3 separate regions of the Homo sapiens genome follow, and regions 1 and 2 are each linked to region 3. Evidence: chromatin contacts called from ENCODE Hi-C or POLR2A ChIA-PET data. All regions are on one chromosome and are shown on one strand. The core of a region is the stretch at or near the end of the contact, and the rest is flanking DNA. Distances in the headings are between cores, read along the strand shown. Region 1 holds the start of INF2 (inverted formin 2). Region 2 holds the start of LINC02280 (long intergenic non-protein coding RNA 2280). Region 3 holds the start of GPR132 (G protein-coupled receptor 132).

What was found. A loop is a pair of places that touch in the nucleus more often than their neighbours do. ChIA-PET counts read pairs that join two places held with the same protein, here RNA polymerase II (POLR2A). Pooled maps may share reads with other maps.
Region 1: a pooled map shows a loop between it and region 3 (2.7-fold over the local background). The contact joins the promoter of INF2 here to the promoter of GPR132 in region 3. A Hi-C loop is called at or near these places in 5 of 37 single-sample maps with no recorded cell type and 9 of 50 pooled maps. POLR2A ChIA-PET finds 5 or more read pairs at or near these places in 1 of 52 experiments (activated T-cell).
Region 2: a map with no recorded cell type shows a loop between it and region 3 (6-fold over the local background). The contact joins the promoter of LINC02280 here to the promoter of GPR132 in region 3. A Hi-C loop is called at or near these places in 8 of 37 single-sample maps with no recorded cell type and 10 of 50 pooled maps. POLR2A ChIA-PET finds 5 or more read pairs at or near these places in 3 of 52 experiments (CD8-positive, alpha-beta memory T cell, GM10248 and activated B cell).

The regions. Positions count from the first base shown.
Region 1 is chr14:104,688,098-104,692,282 of GRCh38, forward strand. INF2 (inverted formin 2) reads left to right here and starts at 1,521. Exons shown (of 23, transcript NM_022489.4): 1 at 1,521-1,642. RefSeq lists enhancers at 1-502, 503-1,492 and silencers at 1,185-1,444, 1,545-1,634, 1,655-1,894, 1,985-2,034.
Region 2 is chr14:104,663,556-104,667,318 of GRCh38, forward strand. LINC02280 (long intergenic non-protein coding RNA 2280) reads right to left here and starts at 2,003. Exons shown (of 2, transcript NR_135293.1): 1 at 1,178-2,003; 2 at 1-554. RefSeq lists an enhancer at 1,933-2,695.
Region 3 is chr14:105,063,341-105,067,093 of GRCh38, forward strand. It overlaps GPR132 (G protein-coupled receptor 132), which reads right to left and starts at 2,090. Exons shown (of 4, transcript NM_013345.4): 1 at 2,039-2,090. RefSeq lists enhancers at 309-368, 779-918, 2,596-3,113, 2,789-2,958, 3,169-3,238 and 1 more.

The DNA of each region.
Region 1 (4,185 bases), core at 271-2,770, 380 kb before region 3:
GGCCGGAGGCCGGCCTTCCAGGTGCATTCCAAGAATTGCAGAGTGCCTGTCTAGGAGCAGCGGCCGCCCAGGTTGGAGGGTGTCCAGTGAGCGCCTGCCTTGGCTGGCTCCTCAGGCACACCCGGGGCTGTGGCCTGCAGCTGCTCCTGCACTGGGGCTGAGCCAGCAAACTTCCGGGGCTGGGGCTGCTGGGCAGGGCAAGGTCCGCACAGGGAGCAGACAGACGCAGCCTGCAATTCGGCGCTTATCCCCACCGGAGCGGAGGCACACCAAAGCCAAAGGACACGCAGCTGGCCTCAAAGCAGAAGCTGCATCGGGGCTGGGAAGCCATTCAGGAGCCCTTTTCTCTCCCCTCGCCCTCACCCTGAGCCCTGGCCGCCACGGCCCACACAGCAGGCCCTCCGGAGAGAGATGTCAGGACTCCGAGTGGAGACACTTTATCCGCATGTTCTTGACCCTCATACAGCCCTTACGGGTACTTATTCTATTTTACAGATGGGGAAACTGAGGCTCCACAGAGTCATATCCGAGCCTGAGGCCGCACAGGGAGTGCTGGCGCCGGTTCTCAGGGCAGGGGTTGTGTCTGCTCTGTCACATGTCACACGGGGGCTCCCCCAGGCCTGCCTTCCTCTGCCCTCCCTCTAGCTGCCAGTGGCCCCCAAACCCCAGGCCTGGTGCGCTGCTTCCTGCAGCTCTGACTGAGGGTCAGACGTCAGAAGGGACTTCCAGAGCTGGGGTCTGGCTCTCATCCAACCAGGCTGGCTTTCAGAGCCGACTATGGGCACGCCCCATGCTGGTCAATGTCGGCGGTGGGGGGATGGGTGCCCCCCTCAATCTAGGAGACAGATGAGGCCGGACAGCAGAGGGGTGGCAGAGAAAACCCACCCCATTGCGACACCTCCGCGGCCCTCATGCAGCTGTCTCCACCAACCGGCGAAGTGCGGCTGCCCAAGACCGCCGAGACCCCATCAAGGGTGGAAGGGGGTCAGGCAGGGCTGCGGAGAGGAGGCCACATGGGTGGCCTGGTTGATGGGTAGGCTCTCTCTCCCCAAAGCCTGGGAAGAGCCATCTCTGCTGAGGGATCCCCGAACGCGGGGACTCCGGATCCGGCTGGCTGGAACGGGAGTCCCGGGCCGGGGCAGAGAGAGGTGAGCGGCGCCTGGGAGGCCAGTCCCACCGGAGGATAGGGGTGTAGGTGGACGGGAGGCGGTGGAGGGCAGGGACGGGGCGGACAGTGGGGGCTGAGGCGGGAGACGGCCCCGATCTGCGCGTCCCACCCCCATCTCCGCCCACCAGGAGCCAGGCCAGCAGGGACCGCGAGGGGGCGGCCAGGTTATTCACGGGAGTGGGGAGACCCCTTAAAGCGCCCTCAGGGACCGGCCACAGTGGGCGGGGCCACCCCCAGCCACCCACCTCCCCCCCCAGGCCCCGCCCCCGGCCCGCGCTCGCTCCCCACGTGGCCGCTGACGGGCGGGGCGGCACCTCCTCTTCCTCCCGCCCGCCCCGCCCGCCCCGCGCCCGCCAGGAGCCACCGTCCGAGCCTTGCGGAGCGCGGCAGTGGGCGCCGGCTGCCCGCAGCCCCTGACCCGGCCCCGGACGGAGCGCCGGCCGCACCACCGCCCTCTGGCCGTTGCCTCACCGGGTAAGTCCTTGGCCTCGGGGTCCGCTTGGAGCTTCAGGGGAAACTGAGTCCGGGAGGAGGCAGGGGCGTGCTTGGGTCCAGGAGCGAGGTTCCGGGCTGCGGCGTGTGTGCCCAGGTGGCGGCGGGCGGTCCGGCGGCGCAGGGTACAGTTCCCGGGCGGGGACCCCAGGGCGCCCCTGGCCCCCCCGGCTCCGCGCGCCCCGCTCGGGACTATGGTCCTCCGCGCCGAGGCACCGCCCGAGCGCGCACTGGCCGCAGAGTGGTGGGCCCAGGGTCGGCCGGGCCTACTCCCAGGGCAGGCGGGATTTCCGCGCCTCGCGGCTGCCACATCCTGACCATGAATCAGCCACAGTTGGGAAAATAAACTTCAACTTCGGGTCCGCCGCCCGGGTGGCACCCCGAGGTGCGCGCCGGCCTGCGGCCCCACCCTGACTGCTTGGCTTCCAGCTGCCCACGCGCAGGTGGGCGCACAGGGAGCCCTTCCCACCCCGCAACCGCTGGCAGGCTTAGGGGAATCAGCCTCCATCACAGCTCTCTGTTCCTTTTGGGTGGGGTAGGATCCAATCCCTGTACGCCCCCAGACCCACCCGTCAACCCTCTAACTGGGGAGTCGCCCCAGGAGTGACCATGACTAAGGAGGGGAAGGCGGGGTGACCAGCTGTGTCCCTGACCGTCCCCAATGCCCCCTGGGGAGCACAGGCGTGGGGGGTGGTCTGTCTGTCTGGGCCTTCTGGGGCTCAAGCTCCCCACCCAGGGCTCCCGCAGCTCAGCTGTGACCACAGCATTACTGCCCACTCCAGCTGGACACACCAGGAGGCAGAGAGGCAGAGACCCTGCCCAGGCAGGGAACCAGGAACCCAGGAACCGGGCCAGAGGTCAGGCACACCCAGAAGGCGCTGGACGTAGGAAATTCCCTTACTGCCAGCCCTGCCCCTCCGTCTGGCACTGGAATGGAGCAGGATACTCGCCCTCTTCCGGCCTCAGTTTCCACATCTGCACTCTGAAGGGTGGGACAGCAGCTCAGGCTGGGACCTGCTCCCTGCCGCCCTGCACTGGGAAGGTGGGGTCCCAGAGCAGTGCCTCAGACCCCGAGGGTGCCACCCAGCCAGGGGCTTTTGGGGTGTCGGTGCTCAGCCCCCAGTGCAGCAAATAGTAGCATTGGGTTCCAGGCCTGGGGTCTGAGACCTCACACTGCTCCCACCCCTACCAGGGCAGCAGCAATTTTCTGTTCTAAAAGCCAGGTTGGTGCAGTGGGCCCTGCCCAGGCCCTGCCCTCCCATCCCTGGACTGTCATGGGCCCTGCAGCCCGGCAAAGGGGATGTCGCTAGTGGGGACGGACCAAGTGGCCAGGTGCGACTGTAGCCTCCACAGCCAGGGCTCCTGAGTTAACCTTCAGGTGAGCGCCCACTTTGTGGAGGAGCTGACGGCTGTCAAGCGAATGACACACACCGCACATGTGGGGACGTGGAAGCTCCTACCTGAAATAGACTCTGCGCCTTCCATCAAAGTGCAGTTACTTCCTGGGTTGGAAAAGTTATGCGGTTCATGCAGGCTGCGGGAGGGGTGGGTGGTGACTGGAAAGTGATGCGGTGCTGCCTGTGGGTGTGGGGCAGGACGCAGCTGGCCCAGCTCTGGACGGGGACAGTGAAGTAAGCTCAAGCCCCTGGCTTTTTGCTGGTGCCTGGAGGTCAAATTTCCCTGTAGTCAGGAATGAGACCTGACTCCCTGCTGCCAGCCCCTCCCCTACCTCCATCTTGCAAACAGCAGGTGTCTGATAGGTGTGTGGTTCATGGCCCAGTGGACACATTACATTGGAGAAGGCACACCCACCTCTGTTTTCAGGATGGTGGACGGGAAGGCCGGGAGGTGGAGGCCACATAGGAGCCAGTCTCTGGAGGGTGGTCCCCAGGGGCCACAGCAGACCCAGGCCTAGTGGACACCTAAAGTCAAAGACTAAGTTCTACCAACGGTGGGAAGGAGAGAGGGCAGGGGCACGGGCTCCCCGTCGCTGGAGGGGTGAGCAGGGTCCAACCACCTGGCCCCCTGTTAGAGAGGCTTCCACTCCTGCCAGCCTCACCCTAGGAGGGAGAGTCCTGCCTGGTCTGCCTCTGAGCACCCAGACAGCCTGGGTCCTGAGCTGGGGTGAGGTCTGCTCACACAGCTGCCCCCCAGCCCAGTGCCGGTATACCCTGGCAACCACCAGGCCAGGAGAGCAGGGCAGACCGGTGGTGCCTGTCCTCTCCTGAGGGGCCGTCCTCTCTCACAGCCCTTTCTAAGCTGTAATTAAATAAGGAACCACAGGGGTTGCTTAGGGTCGCCCCTCTGAGGGCTCATGTCAGTCCCCGAGGGCCAGCCTCAGGCCGGGTCTGTCCACTCACCATTCACGCCAGCCTGGGCAGGGTCTGTGTGCTGGGTGAGTGGGTGAGGAGGAAAGGAATGAGCCAGCCTGCGGGGTCCCTCCGCACGGTCTCCCACCCTCATCCCTCCCAGTGCGACGTGGGTCCTGCAGGAGCGTTCATTTCACAGGTGAGGCGCGGGACAGT
Region 2 (3,763 bases), core at 753-3,252, 400 kb before region 3:
ACTGCACTACAGCCTGGGCAACAGATTAAAAAAAACCTACTGATCCAGATCTAGCAGCAGCTCTCATGACCAACAGTGTTGAAGCAGGAACAAAAATGAGGCTTCAAGACGCCGAAGCAACTGAAACACGATGGGAAAATACACAGGACTTTGCTGACGGTGGAGTCCCAGGTTCTGTGGAGACCGCTAGGTCCTTTGGCCACATTCACTATTGAGGAACACTCACTTTAGCCTAGAGGCTGGTGAAAGTAAAGATGCAACGTTTTTCCATCCAAGTTCAGGGACACCTGAATCCCATGATCAGTAGGTTCTAGTTTAGAACCCGGCTGCAGAGTTTACACCTGAGTGTGGTGATTACATCTTCACCGTTTCCTGATTTTTATCCCATGATCAGTAGCTTCTAGTTTAGAAATCCGGCTGCAGAGTTTACACCTGAGTGTGGTTATTACATCTTCACCGTTTCCTGATTTTTATCCCACGATCAGTAGGTTCTAGTTTAGAAACCCGGCTACAGAGTTTACACCTGAGTGTGGTCATTACATCTTTGCCGTTTCCTGATTTTTAGAAAAAAAAAAAAAAAAAACCTGTGATCTGAACCAAGGTAATTGATCTCCCTCCCTTCCTACAGGTGTCCACGCCCTTGGGGAAGGTTATAGGGGTTGGATGTGCTTTTGACCCCAAGGGCTCCCTACGTAGCCCAGGCCAGCCTGGGGCTTGGAGGAGGGCGGGTGAGCTGATGAGAACCTCCTCCATGCTCAGCTTCCACCTGCTGGCATCTGTGTGCCCAGCACACAAAGCCTGGGCAACGGGCGACTCCTGTGAGCAGAGCTTCACCCTCTTCCCCTCTCACTACCCCCCACCCCACCTGCAGCCCCTCTCCTCCCTCCCCTTGGTTCGAGATGACCCCAACTCCCCCGGAGATTTCTACTGGGATCTGGTTTGGTTTTTGCTTTTTATGATCCCCTAAACCCATCTTCACCTCCCTGCTAGGGCTCCCCAGGTTGACTGGGGAGGACCCCACATTCCCCATGATTCCACGCAGCAAAAGGCACTTCTGGCAGGAACCCGCATCCCAGGGCAGGCCCTGGGGCACCTTGGGCTGGGGAAGACTGCGGCCCCAAAATCTCCACTCCCTGCGCTGCCATCTGAAACACCACCATGATGGATAATGTCTTACCTAGGGAGAAGGCACCTGTGCTGGAAAAGGAGACCCAAGAGACCCGCCTGGACCGTGTGGGTGAGACCATCGCACCCTCCTGCCGAGGGAGAAGGCACCTGTGCTGGCTAAAAGGGGTCCCAAGAGAACTGCCTGGACAGTGTGGGTGAGGCCATTGCACCCTCCTGCCGAGACGGTGGGCCCTGCTACAGAGCCTGATGCCCCTGAGGAGCTGGGACCACTGTCCTCCCAATACACATACACACACAAACACACACAGAGACACACACCGACACAAACACACAGACACACAGAAACACACACAAACACAGACACACACACAGACACACACAAACACACAGACACACACAAACCCACACACACACAAACACACAGATGCAAACACACACACACAGACACACACACACAGACACACAGAAACACACAGACACACACAAACCCACACACACACACAGATGCAAACACACACAGACACACAAACACACACAGACACACAAACACAAACACACACACACACAGACACACAAACACACAGATGCAAACACACACACAAACACACAGACACACAAACACACAGACACACACACAAACACACAGACACAAGACACACACACAGACACACAGACACACAGACACACAGACACACAGACACAGACAACACACACAAACACAGACACACACATACACACACACAAACACACAGACACACACAAACACACACAGACACACACAGCACACAGACACACACACAAACACACACACACCCTTCACAACCTTCCTGGGCTCTTAGCATTTTCTGTGGGGCTGTCAAGGCAGGAAGATCCAGGAGGGACCCCAGGGCGGGGAGAGACAAACTCTCCCAGCTCAGGAAGGCAGTGTGCTTTCGCCTAAATAACTGAGTGAGCTCACACTAACAGGAAGTGTTTTGATTTTGCAGTCTGAGAGTTAATCCCGTCGCTGGCCAGACATGTTTGCTTTTAGGTTCTCTGGTGGCCCACAGGTCCCAGTTCTGAATGGAAACATCCCGAGGCGGCCCCTCCCCTCCTCAAACTGCACCCTCCCCGGGCATGGCGCTGCCTGCAGGCTGTAGAGAGGGCCTGGGCTTTTTCACACCTTGGGGAGGTGTAGACCAGGGAAAGGAAGAGGAGAAGGATGTGGGCAACCCTCCACCACCAGGGAGCTCCACCACCACTCCGCAGGCCCTGGCGTGGCACCGTCCCCGAGGGCTGGCACCGGGCTGGTGGCAGGCCTCAGCATCAGAGGGTGGCTGAGTCGCACACACCGCCCCTACCCCTCTTCCCGAGACTGAGCCCCTCTCTCTAGCCCCAGAGCAGGAGTCACCCCCAGCCCCACCAGCCACTGCCCATGAAGCTGGTTGGAATTGCCCTCAGCGGCCACAGAGGCCCCAGCGGGGTCCCCAGCCAGGCCGACATGCACTAGCAGCTCAGAAAGAAAGGCCTTGTGTCCAGTGACCTCCCCCAACCTCGGAATGTGGCCGTTCTCTCCTCCCATCCCTACAGTAGGGCTGAGGCTGTCCCGAGTACAAAGGCCTTTTGTCCCCACAACCAGCCCCCACCCGCCGAGGTGACACTGGAGCTGGGAGAGTGGCAGCCTCCATGGCGGCCACAGTGGCTCCCAGCTCCCCTGCAGCAGGGCCTCCCTCCTCCCCCAGGGCCGGGCAGAGGGCACCTGCAGGGCATCTTCCCCGGCACCCCCTGGCTGCAGAGCACCCTGGTGAGAACGATCTAATCGGAGAGCCCAGGCTTATACACAGCTTCTCTCTGCCAGCTGAGAATTTACGTTTCTGATTAACTTGTGTTACCCACAATACACTGTAGACTACAGAAGGCCAGGACCCTCTGAGGTGGTGCAGTGCCCCCAGTCTTGTTCTGGGTGAGGGCTCCACGGACCTCTTTATTTGTCAAAACTCATACACTTTAGTTCTATGCATTTTACTCTGGGTAAACTGTATCTCAGGCCAGGCGCGGTGACTCATGCCTGTAATCCCAGCACTTTGGGAGGCCAAGGTGGGTGGATCATTTGAGGTCAGGAGTTCGAGACCAGCCTGGCCAAAATGGTGAAACCCGTCTCTACTAAAAATACAAAAATTAGCCGGGTGTGGTGGCAGGCACCTGTAGTCCCAGCTACTCAGGAGGTTGAGGCAGGAGAATCGCTTGAACCCGGGAGGTGGAGGTTGCAGTGAGTCAAGATTGTACCACTGCATTCCAGCCTGGGCGACAGAGCAAGACTCTGTCTCAAAAAAAAAAAAAAAAAAAAAAAACTGTATCTCAAAAATACATGGCCACAAAAAAATACATAGTCATTGTTTTAAGACACCAGAAAATACAGGCAAGCCGAAAGAATTCTGAACAACCAACGGCCGCTGCCCGAGGCCAGTTGCTGTGATTGCAGGTACTTTCCACCTGTCCAGACGCCTCCACGCGTGTGACACACACGCAATGCCAACCACACAACGCAGGCCGCCGTGAATGCCACTTACATCTGTCAGTGACAAAACCTGACCGTGTTTCCACTAACTCTGACACAATATTTTAAATGACTGCACATTATGCTGTGTGCATAAGC
Region 3 (3,753 bases), core at 840-3,339:
CTGTGCTCCTCCAGTCTTTTAAAATCTATTTTGTAACTTTTTTTTTTTTTTTAGGCTGAGTTTCTCTCTCGTTGCCCAGGCTGGAGTGCAATAGCACGATCTTGGCTCACTGCAACCTCTGCCTCCCGGGTTCAAGTGATTCTCCTGCCTCAGCCTCTGAAGTAGCTGGGATTAGCAGGCGCCTGCCACCATGCCCGGCTAATTTTTTGTATTTTTAGTAGAGAAGGGGTTTCGCCATATTGGTCAGGCTGGTCTTGAACTCCTGACCTCAGGTGATCCGCCCGCCTCGGCCTCCTAAAGTGCTGGGATTACAGGTGTGAGCCACCACGCCCAGCCTGTTTTGTAACTTATGATGGAACTTTTCAGACAGACACAAAAGGACAGAGAAGGAGCCCTGGCCCCTGCCATGTGCAGGGAGCAGTTCCTCATTCCAGCCCATTTGTCAAAAACAGCTCCTCAGGCTGCTGAGGTCTGTCTTGTGGACTATCTGTAATTTCTTTCTTTCTTTTTTTTTTTGAGACAGAGTTTCGCTCTCGTTGCCCAGGCTGGAGTGCAATGGCACGATCTCGGCTCACCACAACCTCCACCTCCTGGGTTCAAGTGAGTCTCCTGCCTCAGCCTCCCAAGTAAATGGGATTACAGGCGTGTGCCACCACGCCCGGCTAATTTTGTATTTTTAGTAGAGACAGGGTTTCACCATATTGGTTACGCTGGTCTCGAACTCCTGACCTCAGGTGATCCACCTGCCTTGGCCTCCCAAAGTGCTGGGATTACAGGCGTAAGCCACCGCACCTGGCTGGATTGCCTGTAATTTCTAAGCTGTTTCACGGTTGCTGGCCATTCCTAGCCATTTCCGTCTTTTACTCCCACCTGCTTTGGCACCAGGCAAACCTATGACCTCTTTTCTGCCGTCACGTTTGAGACAAACCCTAGGGAGGGAAATGTGGAGTCACCAGCTCCAACCTCCCTGCTCCACCACACCCATCCAAAGCCCATTGTCAACTTTCTTATTTTTCCCAATTTGATAGTGTTGCCCAGGCTAGAGTGCAATGGCGCGATCTCGGCTCACTGCAAGCTCCGCCTCTCAGGTTCAAGCGATTCTCCTGCCTCGGCCTCCCAAGTAGCTGGGATTACAGACGTGTGCCAACACGCCCGGCTAATTTTTGTATTTTTAGTAGAGACAGGGTATCACCATGTTGGTCAGGCTGGTCTCAAACTCCTGACCTCAAGTGATCCGCCCACCTCGGCCTCCCAAAGTGCTGGGATTACAGGCATGAACCACCGTGCCCAGCCCCTATCCTCATCTTCTTCCAGGAGCCTCTGCTCTCCCACCTCGGCCTGGCCAATCTCCTGAAATATCATTTTGTGCTCAGCCCAACTGGCCAGTCTTCAGTGGTCAGTCCCAGTCCCTTGCAGTGGTACAGACCCACGTCATGCACTTGACAGAAGGTATTGGGCCCCCCGCCCCGCTGTGCCTGGTGCGCCGAACGCCACTCCAAAGGCCGGTGACCTGCCCAGCTCCAGGATCTTGTCACGTGACTGGGCCAACTGCCACTCACCGCAGCACAGCCCCCACTGCCCTGCTTTTCCCTCTGTGTAACCCCACAAGCAGCACAGGCCCCACAGAGAGAAGCCCAGCCCTTCAGTGCCCCCCGACCAATCACGGAAGCAAGTGGCCAAGGAGAGATTCCAGGGACAAAGTCCAGCCCCCTGACTCACCCCCATCTGGACCAGTAGCCAGGGAAGCCTTTTCCAGAAGAAAGTCTCCAGGAAGGTGGCGGTGACAAAGATACAATGGAAACTGTTGTCCCTCTCCCCCAAATCCTCCGGCCCCATCACATCTGTGGTCACTGGGGGTCCTGGGTTCTCTCGGGAGGGACCCCAGATTAAGAACCCTCAACAAAGCCTCCATCTTTACCAACAAATCACCTTTGCCTTCAGATCCCCCTCTGCCCGCCTCCAGCTCCCAGCCCCCAGCCCCATCCCAGAGCCTGGCCCCCCAGGCCCACTCCCCAGCACGCAGAGCCCAGCGACTTACCCAGGGCCCCGCCTGCGTGGCTAGCCTCGCACCCCTCCCTGCAGTCCTAGCTGAGGTTTCAGGAAGTAGCAGGGGTCTAATTATGTTCTGTCTAGAACTCCCCTAACCACAAACAGGGCTGAGCTAGGGGTTAGCCAACCGGGCTGGGGTATCTTACTGGTGATGACAGCATGGCCTCGTCACCTTCCTGAGGGAGGGAGTGGCAGGAAACCCCAGTCTTACCTCTTTTAGCAATAGCAGCACTCAGAGCCAGGCTCCACTCACTCAGGAGCTCCCAGGCAGGTGCTGGGGCCTGGCGCGGCACAGCGGCTGTCCGTGTGTCCCCAGACAGGCAAGGCAGGACAGGGGTCCTGGAAAGGCTGCAGGGAGGGGTCCTGGAAAGACAAAATCCAGCTCCTCTGCAGCTCAGGCCTGGTGTTGCCCACTCTCGGGCCAGGCAAGCACGGAGCAGGGTGACTTCCCAGAGGCTGTGTCCTCCCAGGAGTCCCTGTCCGGGGTGCCAGGAGTAGAGAGGCTGAGTGCGCCCACTGCAGCCCCGGGACCAGGATGGCACCTGCATGTCCTGGAAGGCTCGGCACAGCCACTGCACACAAGCACCCTCCCCTCCCCGCCTCCCTCTTCCTACATGGGGCAGGGCCGTGTGGGAAGAACAGCCTACTGCACACTCCACATTCCTCCCCCAGCCCTACCTCAACCCCTCCTGCATCCAGAACCAAGCCTGGCCTGGCCCAGGAGCCCTGCGGGTGGGCTTCTCTGTGAGGGGCCCTGTGGGAACTGGAGGGTGGGCAGGCAGGGTTGCCTGGGACAGTCCCCCTCACTGTGGGGCTTCCGGCCATGATGGGCCCAGTTTCCTTGGACAAAGCCAGCTGGCTGTGGACAGCACCTACAACTCCACTCACCTCCAGGCTGCTTCTGAGTTTCAGGGCACAGACCCACCCTGGTGCCCACTCCCGAGCCTGCCAAGCTCCATCCAAGCCAGGCTCTTTCAGCAGTGGGGACAGGGCCGGGCTGAGGGAAGGAGCTGGGGACCACAAATGTCTCCAAGCGACACTGCCCAGCACCGCAGCAGGGACGGTCACTGAGCGAAGAAGCCGCCATCCTGGGTGGGTACACCCACGGCCAGGAGAGGCCGGTGGAGGCCGAGCCCCCAGTCTACACTTTCCCCCAGACACGTGGATCACAGCTGCCCCCTGCTGCAGGGCCGCATGGCTGGAGGCTGCCTCCGAACAGCGATTTCAGAGGGTTTTGTGTGGGTGGCAGTGGAGTCCCTGGAAAGCTGGGCTTTCCCATTGCCCTGGCGGGGAGGCGCAGGTCTCAGGGCAGGGCCTACCTTGGCTTTCCAGAAACACTTGCCCAGGGGACAGTGATCCTCTAGGGGATCTGGTGCAAACACACGCCTCCACAGGCCACTGCTCATGGGGTCACTGGCCTCCCGGGTCTTTGGGCCAGGGCAGCCCCACCCTCGGAGCAGCAATAGACGAAGCCCACATCAGGCCAGTGGGGGTGATGGCCAGGGACAGCTGTGGGTTCCTGTCGCTGGCCCCAGCAGCCTCCTAGGACCTGCCCCGTCCTGCGCCCCACTGGGTGGTCTGTCACGTTCACCAGGCCTCCTCTGCGCCCCCGGTGAGGGGTCCAGGAGTGACATGCGGACCCGGCTCAGGCCATTGTCACCCTCCATGCCTTCTGGCCTTTGCCAGGCAGTCCGGGAATAGCCG